2 separate regions of the Homo sapiens genome follow, and region 2 is linked to region 1. A link is a loop called in an ENCODE intact Hi-C map of the cell type or tissue named here. Cell type or tissue: dorsolateral prefrontal cortex. All regions are shown on one strand. Each heading gives the region's core, and the rest is flanking DNA. Links, peaks and the distances in the headings are about the cores only. Region 1 overlaps PDLIM4 (PDZ and LIM domain 4). Region 2 overlaps P4HA2 (prolyl 4-hydroxylase subunit alpha 2).

What was found. Peaks named below come from ENCODE experiments on the same cell type or tissue, not always from the same donor. Only the 100,000 strongest peaks of a DNase experiment are listed, where the experiment ranks them.
Region 2: it touches region 1 in a loop (19-fold over the local background); 5 of 110 quality-filtered maps call a loop at or near these places.

Annotation. Positions count from the first base shown.
Region 1 is chr5:132,258,514-132,266,456 of GRCh38, forward strand. PDLIM4 (PDZ and LIM domain 4) reads left to right here. Exons shown (of 7, transcript NM_003687.4): 2 at 4,096-4,247. Among named protein-coding and RNA genes, the nearest start is that of PDLIM4, 4.8 kb to the left of the region's middle. RefSeq lists enhancers at 1-526, 2,517-2,636, 6,624-7,898, 7,405-7,905. In dorsolateral prefrontal cortex, for the core only: no CTCF peak of the experiment used is centred there; DNase peaks (open chromatin) are centred at 798, 1,778 and 2,378; H3K4me3 peaks cover 380 bases; H3K27ac peaks cover 3,804 bases.
Region 2 is chr5:132,197,281-132,207,712 of GRCh38, forward strand. It overlaps P4HA2 (prolyl 4-hydroxylase subunit alpha 2), which reads right to left. Exons shown (of 15, transcript NM_001017974.2): 8 at 10,428-10,432; 9 at 6,802-6,872; 10 at 6,468-6,567; 11 at 1,599-1,652; 12 at 1,041-1,100. Among named protein-coding and RNA genes, the nearest start is that of MIR6830, 15 kb to the right of the region's middle. RefSeq lists an enhancer at 10,164-10,432. In dorsolateral prefrontal cortex, for the core only: no CTCF peak of the experiment used is centred there; a DNase peak (open chromatin) is centred at 7,251; H3K27ac peaks cover 3,177 bases.

The DNA.
Region 1 (7,943 bases), core at 566-4,565:
CAGAGAAGGAAAAGGAGCCGGCACAGCCCTGGAGCGTGGCTAGTCTGAGGATAGAGGAGTGGAGGAGGTGACTCAGGCCCTGTTCGAGGGGGTGCCTGTCTAGGGGAGACAGGATCCTGGCCCAGCCTCGACATCCTCGTGTCTGGAGGGCCAAAAGAGAGGACTCAGACCCTGCCCTTGGGGGTCCCCAGCCTAAGGGACAGAAGAGGAGAGAACCCAGGCCCTGCCCTTGGCGGCTCTCAGTCTGGAAGGAGCAGAGGAGATAACCTGAAACCATCTGACGGCCATCCCTTGCTCCCACACAGGCTGATCTTGTCTTTGGGGGCCTGTGTCAGAGGCACAGAGAAGCACCTTCCCCCACCCTACTGCCACCTCTTGCCATGGGGGCTGGGCCAAGCCGGCTGGGCTTTAAGAGACTTCTGTCCAGTTCTTGGGAGGGGGTGGGCACCAGGTGGAGCGTGGAATCATGGAATCCCGTTTCTGGGGGCCAGGGTGACAGGCAGGCCCAGCTGTCCTAGGAGGCTTCCCACATCTGCCCTCACTGCCAGGTCCCTGGGGCCGAGTGAGGTGGGCCTTCAACACATCCCAGAGCCTTTCATCTCCTCTTTCCTATAGGATTCCTGCTGTGTGTGTGTGTGTGTGTGTGTGTGTGTGTACGCAAGCCTGTGTCTGCTTGTGTGTGTCATGCTGTGTGTCCGCTGAGGGGGCTGGTGGGGACACTAAGCGGGCTGGCCAGGCACCCTGGGCGTGAGGCCGCTGACAGGCTCAGTGGCGGCGGCTGACGGCTGCAGGCGGCAGGGAGCTGAGACATCTGTTGCCCACGCGGCTGCCTGCCCTCCGAGGAAAGGCCTCCACACGTCACAGCTGCGGCTGCGGCAGCAGCAGCAGCAACAGCCTTGTTTGGAGCTGACTGGGGATGCAGGCCCCAGGCAGGCAGTCTGGGAGAAGGTTTGCCAGGAAGAGCCTCCTTTGTCCCCCAAAGTCACGCGGCAGCAGCTCAGGCCCAAGGAGCCAGGATGGCTGAGGTTGGGTTTGGGTGGGATCTGGGGAGATTTACAGCGCTGGGGAGGCACAGGCCACAGCTTGCCTAGCAGGTACCTCTGGGGCAGGTCTACAGGGACTGAAGATATGTGGGAGTGTCTTCACCAGTGGGGCTCAAGATCCAGCCCCTCCCTTGCTTCCAGGACCTCCCCTACGCGGGACCTGGTAGGGAGGGACAGCCTCACACAGACAGGGAGGAGGCTATCGGCCCGGCAGGGCTGGGGGCTTGCAATCTCAGCCCATGAAGCCTCCAGGAGTCCCAAGAACATCATCCGGGGCTCCTTCCCCACAAGCTATAATGATGGCTGGCCTTGGCCAAGCATCCAGGGTGTGCCAGGCCCTACCCTAATGGGTGTTGGTAACAGCTCCCTCCAGTCCCTGTAGTGAGCACCACCTTATTTATGCCCAGCCTCCTGTGGGGGCTTTACATGCCCTGTTTTTCTCAAATAGTCCTTACAACAGCCTTTAGAAGTAAGGACTCCCTCTGGCCTTACATAGATGGAGACCCAGGCACAGAGAGGCTAATGTAATCAACCTAGAGAAGCAGAGTGGAGACAGGAGGAATCCAGGCAGTCTGCAGTTTGCTGTGACTGTGTAGGACAATGTGGCACCTGGTTCTGACTTGGACTCCCAGCCCACCACATCTAGGCTGGGTGGAGCAGGGGCTGGGAATGCAGCCACTACCGGTAAGGGGCTGATTCATGCCCTCACCGCCCACCTGACTTCACTGTTCCTGTCTCTGTTCCTTCTTTCTGTTTATCCTGTGCTTAGGAGCTAGACGGATCGGCCTGAATTCCACTCTGTCCTGTGACTTCCCGCTTAGAGCCCTCCATGGTTCCCAGCCACCCAGGAGAAATGCCAGCTTCCCACCCGGGTGTACAAGACTCTGCAATATCTGATCCCTGCCTCTTCTCTGACTTCATCTCTCCCACTCTCCCCTCACTCATGATGCTCCGGCCATACAACCTTCCTTCTTCTTTCTCTCCAGATATGCCATTATACATGCTGGTCCTTCTGCCTGGAACACTATCTCTCCCTCAGATACTCTCTTTTCCCTTACCCCCTTTGGAAGAAAAATGCAGGTGTTAAGAGCATAGTTTTAAATTTGGAATCAGGTGGCCTGGATTGAAATCTTGATTCAGTCTTTTATCAATTAACTATCCTTCTGTACTTCTCTGGACCTCCGTTTCCTGATCTAGGAAATGGGCTTGCCTTCAGGATTAATGAGATAATGCATGTAAAGGTGACTGGGAGAGTCACAATTTCTTGGCCTCACGCCCTCTCTGACCAGAACTCCCCTAGCTCAATAGAGCTGGCAGCATCCCAGCCACCACTGCTTTCAAGAAACTTCCTCCGCCCACAGAAGCCTGAATGTACCCCTTGTGCTGGCTGAGTCATCCTGCCGCAGTTAGCCGCCCCCTGAAGAAAGACTCCTCTCCAGTGTGGGGACTGGGGCATGGCATCCCTCCCCCAAGCTTCTTTCTCTTCATCTGTAAAATAGGGATGAGAACAGCCTCTGCCTCACCAGGTGGTTGAGGGGTTGCTGTGAGCTAGTTATGGGTAAAGCATAGAGCCCAGGCCCTGGCACAAGGCAGGTATCCATGAAGGGGAGGAGGCAGAGGATGGCCTTGAGGGGAGGGTGGGATGGTGCCAAGTGGGTGTCTCCCCCAGGATGACAGGCTTGCACAGGTGCCCAGGCCCTACAAGTGAACATTAATGATGGGCTAGTTGGCTGAGGGTGTCATGCTTCAGAAGAACGTTTCCTTGAGGCAGCCTACTTCAGGGCAGGTCAGCTTGGGCAGTGCCAACACCAGGCCTCCAGCCAAGGAGCTGCCAGCACCTCAGCTTTGTCCACTCACTACTGAGACCTGGCTGAACTGAGCCTAGCTGGGCTTCCAGGAGTTCCCACCAGTAGGAGCTCCCACCCAAAAGAATGGGGTCACTGGCAGCTTTTGAACCAGCTGGGCACTGGCTGGAGAGGCTGGGTAAGAAATATATTTCTAAAGGCTATGTTGGGGTCAAGGCAGGGTGAGGGGTGCTCCATGGCCTGGATTCCCCTGAGTTGCTTACTTAGATATCTCTGTGAGTCTAACTCCACCCCCCATTCTAGCCTTCTTCAGTTGACCAGCATTGTAAGAGCTTCCAGGTGTGAACACTGCTTGACCCCGAGGGGTCAATAGTGGCACTGAGGTAGCCTGAGTTCCTGTCCTGCAGGGGAAGTAGAGGTAGAATTCTGACCCCCAAACGCAGGCTGTCAGCTGGAACTGGATGGCCCTGGACTTGCTCAGGGAGGTGATGTTCAGACCTTCCCATTTTAATTATAATGAAGTATTAACATGAACAGTGTAGGGGGAAAAGGTGGTCATGGGAGCACACTGGGTAGTGAGATCCCAGAGAGGCTCCCAGAGGAAGTGGCCTCTATGCTGAGATCTGAAGGATGAGGATGTGGGAGTCAAAGGAATGTTCCAGGTGGAGGGAGCAGCTTTTGCAGAAGTGTAGAGGTGAGTGATATATGGTGCCTGTGAGCACCCCATAGACATTCACATGGTCTGGACAGAGTGTGGGTGTGGAGGTGGGGATGAGAGTTGAAATCAAGCAAGTAGGAAGGCAAGGTCACTAAGGGTTTGAATATTAGGTCAAGGTGTGTAGTCTGTCTGGTTGGGGCCTTGTCTGTGTAGGGTATCTGTGATATGTCCATGCTGTGTATGTATCTGTGAGCACCTATGTCTCCATGTGTCTCTGTGTCCCCTGCATGTCCTTGGGCACATACGCAGGCTGCAAGAACAACATCCATTTGTCCCAGCCCTGAGGAAGCCCTTCTCGTATATCCTCATGCCCTGCCAGGCCTCCAGGTGCTGGAGTTGGAGGTGTTTCCAGCAAGGCTGCAGCCAGGCTACATGGGGACCTCAACCAGCCACTCGGCTTGCCCATCCACAGGCCATGCTGGTAGCAGGCCACACTGGCTAGGTTCTGAGGTTGGAGGAGGCCTAGGGCACAGCTTGCAGCAAGACCATATCATGACTGTGCCCAGCCATCTGGCTTGTCTGCTCGCAGGTCCATGCTGGCAGCAAGGCTGCATTGGCTGCCCTGTGCCCAGGAGACCTGATCCAGGCCATCAATGGTGAGAGCACAGAGCTCATGACACACCTGGAGGCACAGAACCGCATCAAGGGCTGCCACGATCACCTCACACTGTCTGTGAGCAGGTATGCACAGGTGGGCTGGGCTGGGAGGATGGAAGGACGAGGTGGGCAGTTATGGGCAGCTGGCATTTTGGGTGAGCCCAGCTTCACACAGCCTCTCTGCCTCAGCTCCTGGGTGCCCCATCCAGGAACAGTCCCAAGGAGTAGCACTTTCATGGGGGCCTGGCAGATACTGTTTAGAGTTATAGCTTAAGAAGGGAAGAAATCCCCTTTTAACTTAGACTAGAAGTGTGTTGGGGCACTTATGGCAAGTGTTGCAGGCAACTGAAATAAGACCTTGAATAGCCTCTGGGGCATTTGTTTCATTCCTTTCCCCTCCCCTGAGTGACCAGCTTGATGACCATTTCAAAGTAGTTTCTTGTGCAACACCTCATTTAACCCTCATTTACCAACTTAAAAAAGGGCTACTATAGTCCCCACTTCACAGATGAGACAAGTGAGGCTCAGAAAGGTTAGATGGTGCTTAAAGTCACACAGAGAGGGAGTGGGGTAGCAAAATTTGATTTTGGGGCTCTCTCCTAAGACTACAGACCCTTAACTTGGCTGCTGACTACTCCTACCAGCCCCTCAGCTGCCCTGCCACAGCTGTCGCCACCGTGGCCCACACCTCTGCCCTGGTTAAATCTGGATTTGGGAAAAGTTCCCACTAAGGACTGTGTAATGCTTTGCAGCCAATCAAGAAGGGGAGGACAGGGGGTTACCAAGCCCATCTGTGCTCCATAAATGATCCTGGGATAGAAGGTCCACTGGGGGTGGGGGTGGGGGGACCCAGCCTTGCTCAGGTCCTGGGTCTTTACTCAGCTCTGAGAAGCAGTTGGCCTAAGCCTGGCTGAGTGGGATCTCCCCACTCCCCTGCCCACCTTGATCCACAGAAGTCGGGCATAACTTATCAGCTCTGCCGTGTTCACTGCTGAGGGGATTTCCATGACCCCCTGTGGAAGTACGTGGGCAAAGCCTCCCCAAACCACAACACAGCTAACCATGCCTCTGAGCTGGCAGGGTGGGAGGTAAGCCACTGGCTTGGAGCCTTTAAACATGGTGGAGAGGCCTGTGAGGTCAGCCCTGTTTGTGCTTGGCCCTGGCACACGGTGAGGATGCTCCATCTTTGGAGTTCAGCAAAGCTGGTCCTCATCCAGCCTCTGGAGCCTTAGGTGCCCAGATGACCTCTATGAGCCCGGGGTTTCCTTTCCCATTAACGGATCACATTCATCACCCTCCTCCAGACTGAGATACAGGCTGGATGGGGGAAATGTCAGCATTGCTCTGCCCATGAGTGACCTCTGAAGCTTCCCCACTTGGCTGGGATCCTGGCCCCTGACTCACCTCCAGCCTTGACTCTGTGTGGCTGAACAAGGGCAGCCCTAGTGGTAGTGGAGTAGTGGGGAGGAGTGCCTCAGAGGGGGCCTGAGTCAGGAGCTTCTCAGAGTGTATGATGTCAGCGGAGGGTGGTGGGGTGGAGGTCCCCCTCCTTCTTTCCTTCCTTCCTTCCTTCCTTCCCCAGTCCTTTGTTCCAAACCAGGCATGGATGGAGCCAGAGGTCCACTGACCTGTTCCACTCTGAGCATTTCAGCCCCAAAATGTCACTGGCCATGGAGCAGATGAGAGCACATTCTCTACTATTACAGAGCTGGGTTGAGAATTATGCTCATAATTTTACCCATAAAAGAGAGAGAGGGAGAGATAACTATGCTGTGCTCCAGAAAGTGATTTAATCTCTTGAGCCCATAACTTCCTCAACCAAAAATATGGACCATCTTGCGCTCTGGACATTGAGTGATGATGTACCAGGCCTGCTCAGTCAGAGTGAAAACCTGAGTCCTGCCCTGCAGCCCCCTCACACATGCAGACTCTGGGGGATCAAGACATGAGGGCCACCTTGACTTTCTGAGCCAACATTTCTTCTCCTGGACACTTGCCCACCTGCAAGCTTTCTGACTCTGCTCCCTATCTTGCCTGCTATGCCAGGACCTATGCCTGGCCCCCAACGACACTCCTCCCCGCCCCCACCACACACACCCACACAGCAAGGGCTCTGCAGTAAATCAGCCTGTTGAGCTGGCTGGAGTGAGCTACCCTGTGCTCTCACTCCCAGGGTTCTACCCCAGACCAGCTTCCCTATCTGCCCTCTTGTGTACAGAGAGCTCTAATCCCCCCACCAACTCCCCCACAGAATGAAAAGTGTATCAAAGGCCCAGCTTCCCCACTGGGCTTCTTTTGCTTTGAGCCCAAAGCCAGGCATCCAACAATCCAAGCAAAATCACACTTCCTGGGCATGTTCTATAGGTCCAGGACCTTTCTGACATCAACTCCAACACTGAGGCCACTGATAGAGTCCCTGTTGTCCATCACATGTGGCCCAAGGTACCTTTGCACAGCCTACCCTTTGCCTGTCATTTTGTTTAAAGAGCCCAGCCTGGGATGGGGGTTGACACATGATTAAGCCCTTCATTCTGATCTGATGCATTGGGCCACATTAATGGCTCTGGGTACTTTGTGCCCTTCGACCTTAGACGTCAGGCTTGTACTGCTCTTCTGGGCAGAACTTCAGGGAAGTTGAAGGCCAAATAGCCACACAAGATGTCCCAGCTTTATCCCAGAGGAGTTCTGAGTAGATAGAGGCCACAGTTAGAGCTGTGAGTTAGGGTACCCACTTGGGAGCCTGGTTGAGGGGGCTAGAGACAGGGACTATGGGGCTGGTGTTGCCCTGGGGCAGCAGAGCTCTAATACCAAAGGCCTGGAGTAGAGAGGTAGCCTCCAAGGGACTAAGGAATGGGCAGAGGCGAGGAAGTGCAGAGTGAGTATGGACCATAGGCATAGATAGATTATTAAAACCCTCAACTGAAGGGGGCAGAAGAGGCAGGGGCAAGCTGCTAGGTCAGTAATGAGACCTTGAGAAGCCTCAGGAGGCTTCGTGGGGTGAGTTGGAGGGCATTATTCCCCTTTGGTCTAACCAGCCTCACCTCATACCCACCTGCCAGTCCAGGGTCCATGCCCCTTCCTGGCCTGCCTTCTCACAGGGCTACTGAGTGACAGGGCTGGGCCTTAGGCACGTAGCCTCTCGGCCTGCCTGCCCTGCTTATGGCAGGTTTATGATGTTTTTCTCCCTCCTGAGTGGTGTTTGGCTTTTGGTTTCTATGGCGAAGCAGGAATTTCCTAATGGCCTGTTTCCCATCTGGGCTGGGCAGACTCAGTGATGACTCTGCCGGCAGCAGCAGCAGGAGGAAAGACACACCCCTCAGAGCCTCCATTCCACCTACCCCAGAGCCGACGGACGCCTGACCCCACACCCCACCAGAGGCTGTAGATGCCCAGAGGATGCGTGGATAGGCTTCTAGCTGGTCAATGTGTGAGGCCTGGCTTGCAGTGCTATAAGCTGGGCCTCTTTGAGCTGAGCTTCTGTAGGCCACGAAGAGGGTGGAAGATTAGGGAAGACACAGGGCTTCTCCTGCAGCCTCTCCAGGAACCAGACTAGAGAGGGATTGGGCAGCCGATGGGGACAGAAGCATATAGCCCTACCCCAGGAGGATGGCAGCTAGAGTTGTGGCTCATTGCCACAACAGTCACCATTGTGGTACAGGGGAAAGCACTGGAGTGGTGTTCTTCTACCTGCAGGGCACAGCCCAGAGCCCAGCCCCTCTTGATCCTGGCTCCCAGGCATGGTGGGCGTGGTAGGAGACATATCTGACCATCACAATTTCT
Region 2 (10,432 bases), core at 5,307-9,306, 56 kb before region 1:
CAAAAGTCCAGACTAGCACTGGGCCCATCAAAAAGGAACCAGAATGGCAGGGCGCAGTGGCTCACGCCTGTAATCCCAGCACTTTGGGAGGCCGAGGGGGGCGGATCACCTGAGGTCGGGAGTTTGAGACCAGCCTGGCCAACATGGTGAAACCCTATCTCTACTAAAAATACAAAAATTAGCCAGGCGTTGTGGCTAGCGCCTATAATCCCAGCTGCTTGGAAGGCTGAGGTATGAGAATCACTCGAACCTGGGAGGCTGAGGTTGCAGTGAGCCGAGATCCCACCACTGCACTCCAGTCTGGGTGACAGAGCAAGACTCCATCTCCAAAAAAAAAAAAAAAAAAAAAAAGAAGAAGAAGAAGCCAGAATATGCTACAACATGGATAAACCTTGAGGACATTATGCACCAGCCACACAAAAAGACAAGTGTTAATACTTTGATTCCATTTATTTAAGTAACCAAAATCACAGCGACAGAAAGCAGAATGGTGGCTGCCAGGAGCTGCAGGAGGGGAATCTGGAATTATTGCTTAATGGGTAGAGTTTCAGTTTTAGATGATGAAAATAGATGGAAATGAATGGTGGTGATGCTTGCGCACTATGAATGTATTTAATACCACTGAACCGTACATTTAAAAAATGGTTAAGATGGTAAGTTTTATGTTATGTCTGTTTTATCACAATTTTAAACACTGGGGAAAAAAATAGGAGCCAGGAATGTTAAAGTCCTGCTGGTGGCAGTGGGGAAAATGAATAGAAACAGAGGCCAACTCTCCCTACTGCAGCCAAGAAGGGTGCTGAGAGCCAGAAGGACCTGACCATTACTTAACAGCAGATGAGATCAGCCCTGATGGGGGTGGGATATAAGGCAGCCCTCTGGACCCAGGGTCCCCTTAGGGCTCATCAGCACACATCATACTCACGTAGTTTAAGAAAGTAGCCACACGATTCCCCGTCCCTAAATGCTTGAAAGTATCTCGCTCATCATTCTACAAAATTAAGTGAGAATGAACAGGTGGGCCTGGACCCAGTACTTACGTAGTTAAGAAACGTCGCTAACCTATTCCCCTCTGTTTTGAGGCCGCTGTCAAAAGGTCGCTGCAACAGACAACAACTTTCACCCAAGTTTACAACAGGCTTCATCCACCACCCACAAGACTAGGACCAAAAGGGTCAGGGAAAAGTAATAAGTGTGTGTTCCATAAATCAGCCTGGAATATGTGCCAAAGCTGCAAAGTAAATTCTGGCTAGGGCATGGAGTAGACGGGGAAGAGGAAAAGGGACAAGAACAGTTTTCACAAAGACCTAGTGAGGCTCTTTGCTTTAGAATCAGGGCAAAGGGTGACAGAATTAGGGCAGGGGACGAACGCCCCACATCTACAGGGGAGACAGCCAGGCTCCACTGCATTCTGCAGGACCCTTGGTTCCAGATTTGGGATTCACCAGTAACGAAGAGTTTCCCCTGGTGATGCAGAGGTGGAGGGAGGACAAGGGGTGGGGGTACTGATGTGGAGGCTGAAATGCTCCTAGAAGCTCCACCCTTCTCAAATCAGCTAGAGCAGGGCCCTTTGAAAGCACCTGTGATTTAGGCCTTACCCTAGAGAAGTCGAAGTGCGGTTCATACTGTCCTCCCACTCCATAATTTGCAACCTGTGGGAAATAACAGCATTAGACCTTGTAAGCAGCATGAACAGCTCTGTAGCAGCCAATCACTCTAGGGATACCATCTTCCCAGGCCTGAAAACAACCAGAACTCCCAAGAGCAGCCTCTCTAAGGTGGAAGACAACCATGCCCTGGCAGCACAGGCAGAGCAAACATCACAAACAAGTCTACAGTTCTGTCCAAGAGTAAGGCTGCGGCACAAATGTGGTTTCCCAAACAAAACAAGATGGGTGAACTGCATATGATCACTGAGGAAAAGCACCAGCCCTTCATGGACACTCAGACAGCAGCAAAGGGAACACTGCTTGAGGCGGGCCCTGGCCTGGACCCAGTTTGTTTGGGACATATTAAGAAAGTAATCCAGAGGAAAGTGAGTAACAAATTTAAGACGAGGATTTTCTTTTTTAAACTAGTTTTGGAGGTACTCAGCACCTGGCACTGTTCCTACCACCTCTGCTATTCCTGGTGAGACTGAGTGGGGCAGACTCCCACAGTGGTCTACTGCATGGAGTGAAACAGCACAACATGGGTGGCCAGCTGCCAGGCAGTCAAGAATTACCGTGCTACATCAGCAACCCCAGTGTGACCCTGGACCTGAAGTAACATCTGAGCAACTACCAGGTGTCATAAATTGGATTAGAAATTGTAAATGCCTTTGTGGACAGCTTATCAGCACAATGGGAAGTCCTAAATCACAATTATTGTCTCAGCGTCAGTAGACAGAATGAGAGACAAGGTTAAAGATGAAGCACAGAATCTGACATGGAAGCTGATGGATCAAGTAGCACCACCAATGTCCATCTGGGAACAGTTGGCTATTGTGTCTCACTGAAAACATAAAAACCTCTGGGGCTAGGCCATAAGTTCTCAGAAAGTTGGTATTTTTTGTATATCCTTTTCTGCAATCCCAACAGTCAGGTGAGAGATGCTACAAAACTAGCAATAACAGAGACCTATAAAAACGTGGGACAGAAGCCAGGCGTGTTGGCTCACGCCTGTAATCCCAGCACTTTGGGAGGCTGAAGTGAGAGGACTGCTTGAGCTCAGAAGTTTGAGACCAGCCTGGGCAACATAGCAAGACCCCATCTGTCTCTACTAATGAAAAAATTAGCTGGGCACAGTGGCGTGCACCTGTAGTCCCAGCTACTCAGGAAGCTGAGGCAGGAGGATTGCTTGAGCACAGGAGTTCAAGGTTGCACTGAGCTATGACTGTGCCACTGCACTCCAGCCTGGGCAACAGAGTGAGACCCTGTTTCACATACACACAAAAAAAGAAATGCAAGAAAGAAAGGGACAGTGGACTTTATAAGAGATGAAATCCTCTTATTAGAGCACAAAATGTTGGCAGTATCATTTTCCATGTCTACAAAAATAAAAATTTTAATACAAAGCATGGATGAAAACATGTTGTCATCCATTGCTTCAGCCTTTAAGATTCCTGTACCAAAAATACCTGGAAATCCTGTCAACAGCACAAGGAAGCCTGGTTCAGCAGGTGGCCCTAAGGCTGGAGATGCATCTAAGGAGAGAAGTGCCAGAGCAGCTGAGAAAGCATATCTCTTTTTGTAGTCAAGAGCTTGAAGAAAATTTTTTTCTCTCTCCTTTTTTTTGGGGGGAGTGGGGGTAGAGACAGAGTCTCACTATGTTGCCCAGACTGGTCTCAAACTCCTGGCTTCGAGCAATCCTCCTGCCTTGGTCTCCCCAAGTACTGAGTTACAGATGTAAGCCACGACACCTGGCATGGAAGAAAATTTTAAACACAACTGTGACTGCTGTGCAGGTACACTCAGGAAAATTCAATTAGTGCTTGTTGCTGGAGCTGCAAAGTATGACTGCATTTTCCAATACTTCCACTTGTTAAATGGATTGCTTAAATTTACAAATCCCAGGCAGTGAAAGAAGCTGCATTGCGAGAGCTGGCTCATCTTTTAGGTTTGGAGAATTATATTTGATTATGGTTCTGAAGCCACCGTACCTACTTTCTTTAATACAGTTCCCAAATAAGTACAAAATGCATAGGACCATCTAGATTTGCAGCAGTAAGATTCCCTATCCAGGCATACTCAAGTCCCCAGGCTCACGCCTTTAATAACAAGAAACTGTACGTCAAGACCGATTCATGTGAGGAGGTATTCACTTAAATCTTTAGACTTACTATTGTAAGAGTGGGGTCAGTTATTTGAAAGATGTGGGTATTTACAATGCTAAGGACAGAGTAAAGGCAAAATTAAAAAGGTCAGAAATCACTTTTCTGGTGAGGCTGAGACATCATGCAGCCAAAGTCTTCAATCTTTAGAATCCTAGAGGTGTAGCATCTCTTCCTCTCTATCAGATAAGCCCTCATCCAATTCACCAGAAAGCCTCAATTACCTTTTTCCTTCAAATGATCTACAGCAAACATGTGAGCTACAGCTGAAAGAATGTCAACAGATAGAAGAACCAGCTCCTTTCCAGAGGCCTGCAGCATTTCCTAAAGGACCTGGTGTGAGGGCTGTTGCTGGTGCCTAGGCATGTATCATACCACAAGCATTTCATATGGAGTAAGCACTTAGGGATACATGCTGAAACCCAGGTTCCTGTTCCCCAGACCATGAAGGATCAAAGCCTTCAATACCACTGACTGGCAAAGGAAATGTCGAGACAGTTCCTAGGAGAAGAATACAAACAAAAATGGCATCTCAACCACTTGGCAGCTGTGGTCTGAATTTCCAGAAGATCCTTAACTATAAGAGCCCCTCTACCAAGAGGTCTGGCATTCGGGCCCCAGACAATTGAGCTACAACACAATGAGAGGCCAGACAAGATAAAGGCTGAATTGTAGCAGAGAAGTCAGTCCATAGGCAAGAAGCTGCTATCTTCCACGGGTGAGTGTAAGACAGGGATACAGTGAGTACAGCCGCACAGCTAGCCAGGAAAGCAACAGAGCCACAGGTCCTGTCTACTCAGCCTCTTGGTCCAGGGTATGAAATCAGCCAAGCAGACTGTGGTCTTTGATCAGGACCATGAAAGTCCTGAAGACTGGCTCTAACACAGAGGAAGCAGTGGCAGATGTCTTTAAAAACAAAAACAAAAACCTGCTCCAAGAAGATATGAATCAAGACAATGCCAACAGGGACTCATCTAGCACATCAAGAGTGCCTATCACTCTTGAAATGGTGGTGCTCTTACACATACGCAGCAAGTGGGAGATGAGGCAGAAGTCCTCCATGGATGTGCTTATCTGCAGAATTTATTTAAAAATTACAAAACACTAAGTTGAGCTGAACTGAAAAAAAAATTAAAATTTCACAGTACTATTTGCAAGGTAATCAGTATGCTTTTTAAAACTCTGGTAGACTTCACACCAATCCATAAAGATGACCTTCAAAATTGATTTTCCAATTGCTGATGCAGCTACACAGAAAAAACAACAAAAAGAAGGCTGATTTGCTTAGGCGTGTCCAAGCAAAAGTTCAAAAAATCTTTTCCAAATGATCTTTAATCAATATTCTAATGAGATCTATGGTAGATCAGACCCAAATGCCAATCCTAAAGGTAAAGGCTGCTATCTTTAAGTATACAGAAACTTTGGCCAAACAGAGAGACCCAGAGGCCTCTAGAAAGATGCCAGTGAAACTTCTCTGATGGTGTCTCAGGTCATCAATTTTACAACAGAACACAGAAGTTCCAATATTTATAAGGGAACATAGCCAGTGCTGATTTGGACTCAATACCCAAGAGGACACTTTACTAAGCTTTACCCAAGAGGATACTTTAATAAGGAGCTTTACCCAAAACCTTTCAGCAGGGTGCTGCCACATTTCTTCAAAATCACCTCTGAATAAAGGCAGGAAGCCAGGGTCCCAGTGGGAGTACTTGGACAAGAACATTCCACCTGCACCAGCTTAACCAGTCCAGGCCTCTCACTTCCACCTACATATCACAGTGTAAGGTCCCCCAGACCCACCCCGCCTTTCTTTCTTTGTTCTGACTGAAAATCAGACTCCCTTGACAGCTCTGTGACCCAGCCAGCTGCAGGTTTTTCCCTTCAGGCTGGAACACAAGCTGGAGTCTTCAACATTCCCAGGCACTGATGAAGGTGTTTAGGTTGTTGCCCATAACACTGAAAGAAACTAGCCCCAGCCCTGAACCAAATTCCCTAAACCCTCAAATAAACTCCACACTCTGACTCCCTCACTGTGGAAATACTTAGGTAAAACAATTCTTGTCTCTTGCTGTCCATTTTGAGGATTGCTGCAGCCCACTCTGCAAGTTCCCTAATAAATGCTGTGGACTGAAGACCCAGGGGTTTAGTGCCGCTTTCTTTGAATTCTCAACTGACCCCATCTTGGCAGTCCCTCATGGGAAGTCCCCTGCTGCTGCTTTTGGAGCAACTTCAGTTGTGGTTCAGCAGGAGAAAACACACAGAATACTTTGACCTTCAAATGTATTTGATTATGACACAGAACCATGGCCTCTGAAGTCATTTTTAGCTCTCTTAGAGATGTCCCTGAGACCATTCAGGATTTGAGCTTCTGTTGTCAAGAAGACATGAACGAACCTACCATAACTACCCCTGATCCCTAGCTTGCAGCACACTTGGGCACACAGCAGATGCTCAATAGATATTTGTTGAACACTAATTGTTGAAAGCCAGCAGGCATGATTAATTCTGGTTTCCTAAAATGAGATCACTCCATATTCATAGCATCAGGCAGTAGTCATACAGTTGGGCCTCTTGGCCCAGTTCTGGACACCCTGTGAGACCATCTAGCCACAAATACCCACTTCCCAACTCCTACAGTCCCAGGTACTATCTGTACCTGTAACAATTCTGCAGTCTTTACTGTTAACCCTGTGATATGCTGCATCCGACGATTTACTCGGGCCACAACAGGGTCATCATCTTCCTCTAGCCAGGAGCTGGGCAAAAAGAAAAGGGCAGAGAAAAGAAGACGGAAGGGCAGGCTTCCATGAGGTCCTGAACTCTGTCCCCAGAGTCAGGGCCAGCATGAACAGGCAGTACAGGATGCCTGCTGCAAGGGGGTGAGGAGGTGCCAGCAGGCAGGAAAAGGCAAGCCACCCATCCCTAGGGTAGGCACTGAGAAGTCCTGAAGTTGGGGCTTGAGCAGCTACGAACCCCTGCTCTTTGCTTACCTTTTGGAAACCCGGTAGCTGGCGACAGTGAGGACTCCTGTCTTGGGATCACGAACGGTGGCTCGTGCAAGCTAGAAGGAAGGAGGAGAGGGAAGACTTGATTTGTTTGTTTGTTTGTTTTGCCTTGAATATTTTCCCAGAGAGCACTGGGACCAGATTTACTGCCATGCTAGTGGAGGAAGCTTTGCAGCCAATGGCTCTAGCCAAGGCCCCAAGATCCTGCAGGCCAGTTGAGGGCAAGAGTCTGAGGCCTCCACATTCCCAATCCGCAATCAGTTCCTGGCTATTGCCCTGCTCGGTCACTGCTCATCCCTTCTCCTCCCCAGGTCCGCTTTGCCTGCAGAATTATGCCTGCCTTGTCTACCCATGCATCTGCCTGACTAGCCCCTTTCCTTGCCAGGCCCACATACCACCCCTGCCTGAGCACAGCCTGCCTGAGCTTAGCTACTCCCACCATTTTCAGACTGTGCCACCATGCCTGAGCCTCCGCCTTATGTACTTCTCTCAATTGAGTCAAGTTCCACCATCCTTCCGAACCTCAGTGGGCTCCTCTGCCAAGAAACCCATCCAAACACTCTCCTGCTGCACCACCTCACACTGGGTTCCCACAGCCTCAAGAAGCAAAGACAGATGGCACAGTTTTCGCTCCCTTGGGATCCTTACAAGTCAGATGATAAAACCAGGAAAAGATTCTGTAAGTTAAAATAAGTGAACCACTGCCTGGAAGCCACCCACTCATACAGGTACACACTACACATGCACTCCCTGCATCTACTTCATCTCCCCCAGCCTCCACAGTTAGGCTTAGTGAAACCCCAAGGGGGACTCGCCGCCCAGAGCCAGCCAACATGGCAAAGGTCCATGTGCTTCAGCTGTGGACTGTCCTCATGACCTCACATGGGTGGGGCCATAGGCCCAGGTACTCCCACCCCAACACACTTCCCCTTGATTTCAATAAATATTGATGAGTGCCTACTTTGTGCCTGGCACTATGCTAGGTAACTGAGACATGGCCCCTGCACTCTTACAACTCAGTCAAGTGGGGAAAGCAGAAAACCAGTCAGGTAACTGCAGCACAGCATGGGTGAACTTACCATCCTGTGGAAGCTCAGGGTATAGTGTCAAGAATAGCTTCCTAGGGGAGGAGACCACCTAGCTGAGGCCTGAAGGGTTAACATGAGTTATCCAAGTAGAGGAACATTACAGGAACAGGGAAAGAGCAGCAATCCAGAGGCCTGGGAATGAAAATGGGTGTTGCAGTAGGTGTGGATTAAAGGTTATGGGAAGTAGTAAGAGAGAACAGGCTGAAGAGACAAGCAGGGGCTAGGAACTAGATGCAACCTTGTGGCCAACGAGAAATGGGGAAGGCTTTATGCAGGGGAGGGACACTCAAAATGTGAATGTAAAATGGATCACTGTGAATACCTCATGGAGAGTTGACTAATGAGGGGCCAGAGTGGGGACTGGGAGGCTAGTGAGGCCACGACAGAGGTCAGGGCAAGAGATGATGGTGGCCCGGGCCAGGTGGTGGCAGAAGGGATGGAGAGGAGTAGATGGACCAGAAGGCTAGTAAGGGGGTGAGATGGACCAACTTGGACACTGTGCTGCTATGGCATGATCTGGTAAGATGGCCAGCACAAGCAGGACAGACGGCTCCCAAGCTCCTACTCATGGCCCTTCCTGAGCTTCAGCTCATGTCAGTCCCTCCCTGAAAACTGCAGCCACAGCCAGACCCCATCCAAACATCTGTGCCTCAGCATTGGCCTGACACCCACAAAGAGGCTCTGAGCAGCTGTGCTCTGCCCCAGGGGAAGCACAGGGCTATTTTGAAAGCAGGCCAGAGACCCCACAGACAGCTGCCAGGCATTCCCCACAGGCCAAGTTAAGCTCATTGGCTCTACTTCAAAGCCAGAATAGCATCTGTCCCTCACAGTCTCCGGAAAGGAGGGGTCAGCTTATCTTTGAATAGAAGCCATGTTAAGAGCCAAACATGTTTGCCAACCTTGTTTGGCTCTTTGCATGGCTTCTATTCAAATATATCTTTTCCTAACACTACCCTCTGGCCAGCCACACACATGTGTACACATATGCACACATGCACAGAGAAATGTTCTCAGTGTCTGGAACTGAAGAACGGGTAAGAAATCTCTCAGGAAATCCTGGCACAACCAACAAAGTAGTTTTCTTTCCTGGAGGACTCTGGAGCTGAGTAGAAAGGGGAGTCCTAGTCCCCATTCTCCATATATCTGGCTAGCCCCCTTCCTCAGCCACATCGATGATGCCAACCACTGACTCAAAGCCCTAGATGTCCTAGTACCTCAAGCCAAAGCTGTTCCAAGATGAGGTCCAGGGGCCAGGATAGGAACCTATTTCAGGTCTCTCCATGAGTGTCGGGCCTCCTGGTCACCTCGGCCCCTACAATTCTATTAGGAGCAGAGCAATAGAGAATCGAGCTAAATCCTCCCTCCCAATCATCAGTGATGGGATATGGCAGCAAATAGGTCTCTTTGAAAGATGTCAAATGGGGAACAAATCTTTTATGAACTAGAAACAGAAGAATAATTTTAAAACATGGCATATATACAAAACCAACAGCCAACTGCATTCTTAGCAGTAAAATACCATAGGAATTTCCAGGAAATTCAGGAATGAGACAAGGATGCCTATTCTACGTAATTATGCTCTAGAAGTTCTGGGCAATTCAATAAGGTTATAAAAACAAAGGAACTACAAGTATCAGGAGAAAATAAAATTTTCCTTATTTCCAGGTGTTAATGCTATCCAGGCAACCAAAGAGAAATCAGCTAAAAACCAAAAAAGAAATAAGTAAATTCAACCACTAGCTGCAATCTGTATGAGTTTGCTTTTTCATAGGTAAAACAGAGACAGTGACATCATTATGAGCAGCTGTTCATAACTGTGACATAACACTTAATATATATGTTAAGCACTTAGAAGTTCCTGCCACAGTTAAGAATTCAGTAAACATTAGCTCTTACTATGAAATGTATTTGTAAAATCAATAGTTTGGCATATAATAGTAAACTAATAAAATAATGTAACCAGTTAAAAATAATAATGAAGAAATAAAGTAAATTAACAGTAACAAAGAAACTACCAAGGAATAAACTTAAGAAATGTTCAAGGCTTATATGAAGAAAACTTAAAAAGATATGGAGAGACCTGTCATGCCCTTGGATGAGAAGACCCAATATTATAAAGATATACATTCTCCTCTAAGTCATTCACCTCATTTACAGTCCTAATCAGGAGCTCCACAGGACCCAGCTTCATAGCATCCTATGGAACATTTCCAAAAAACTCACCCACGCACCAGTCTCCCAACCAGGTGAACTGACACACCAGTGTAGACCTGCCCTGTTCCCAGCGTGACCTTCTATGATAGCACTTGGCTGTCCACATTGGTTACCCTGTTCTTCTTCCACTGGACCATGAACTCACAAGGTCAGGCTGAGTCTGAAGCATCTCTGTATCCCCACGGTAGGCCCATGCTAGATATGGATAAAGGGTGGCTAGATGGGCAAACCAACCACCCATAGTGCTAGGGATGAGAAAAAGGACCTTCCCCCTTCAGTGACCCGAGAAGGACCTACAGTGACACCTACTTTAG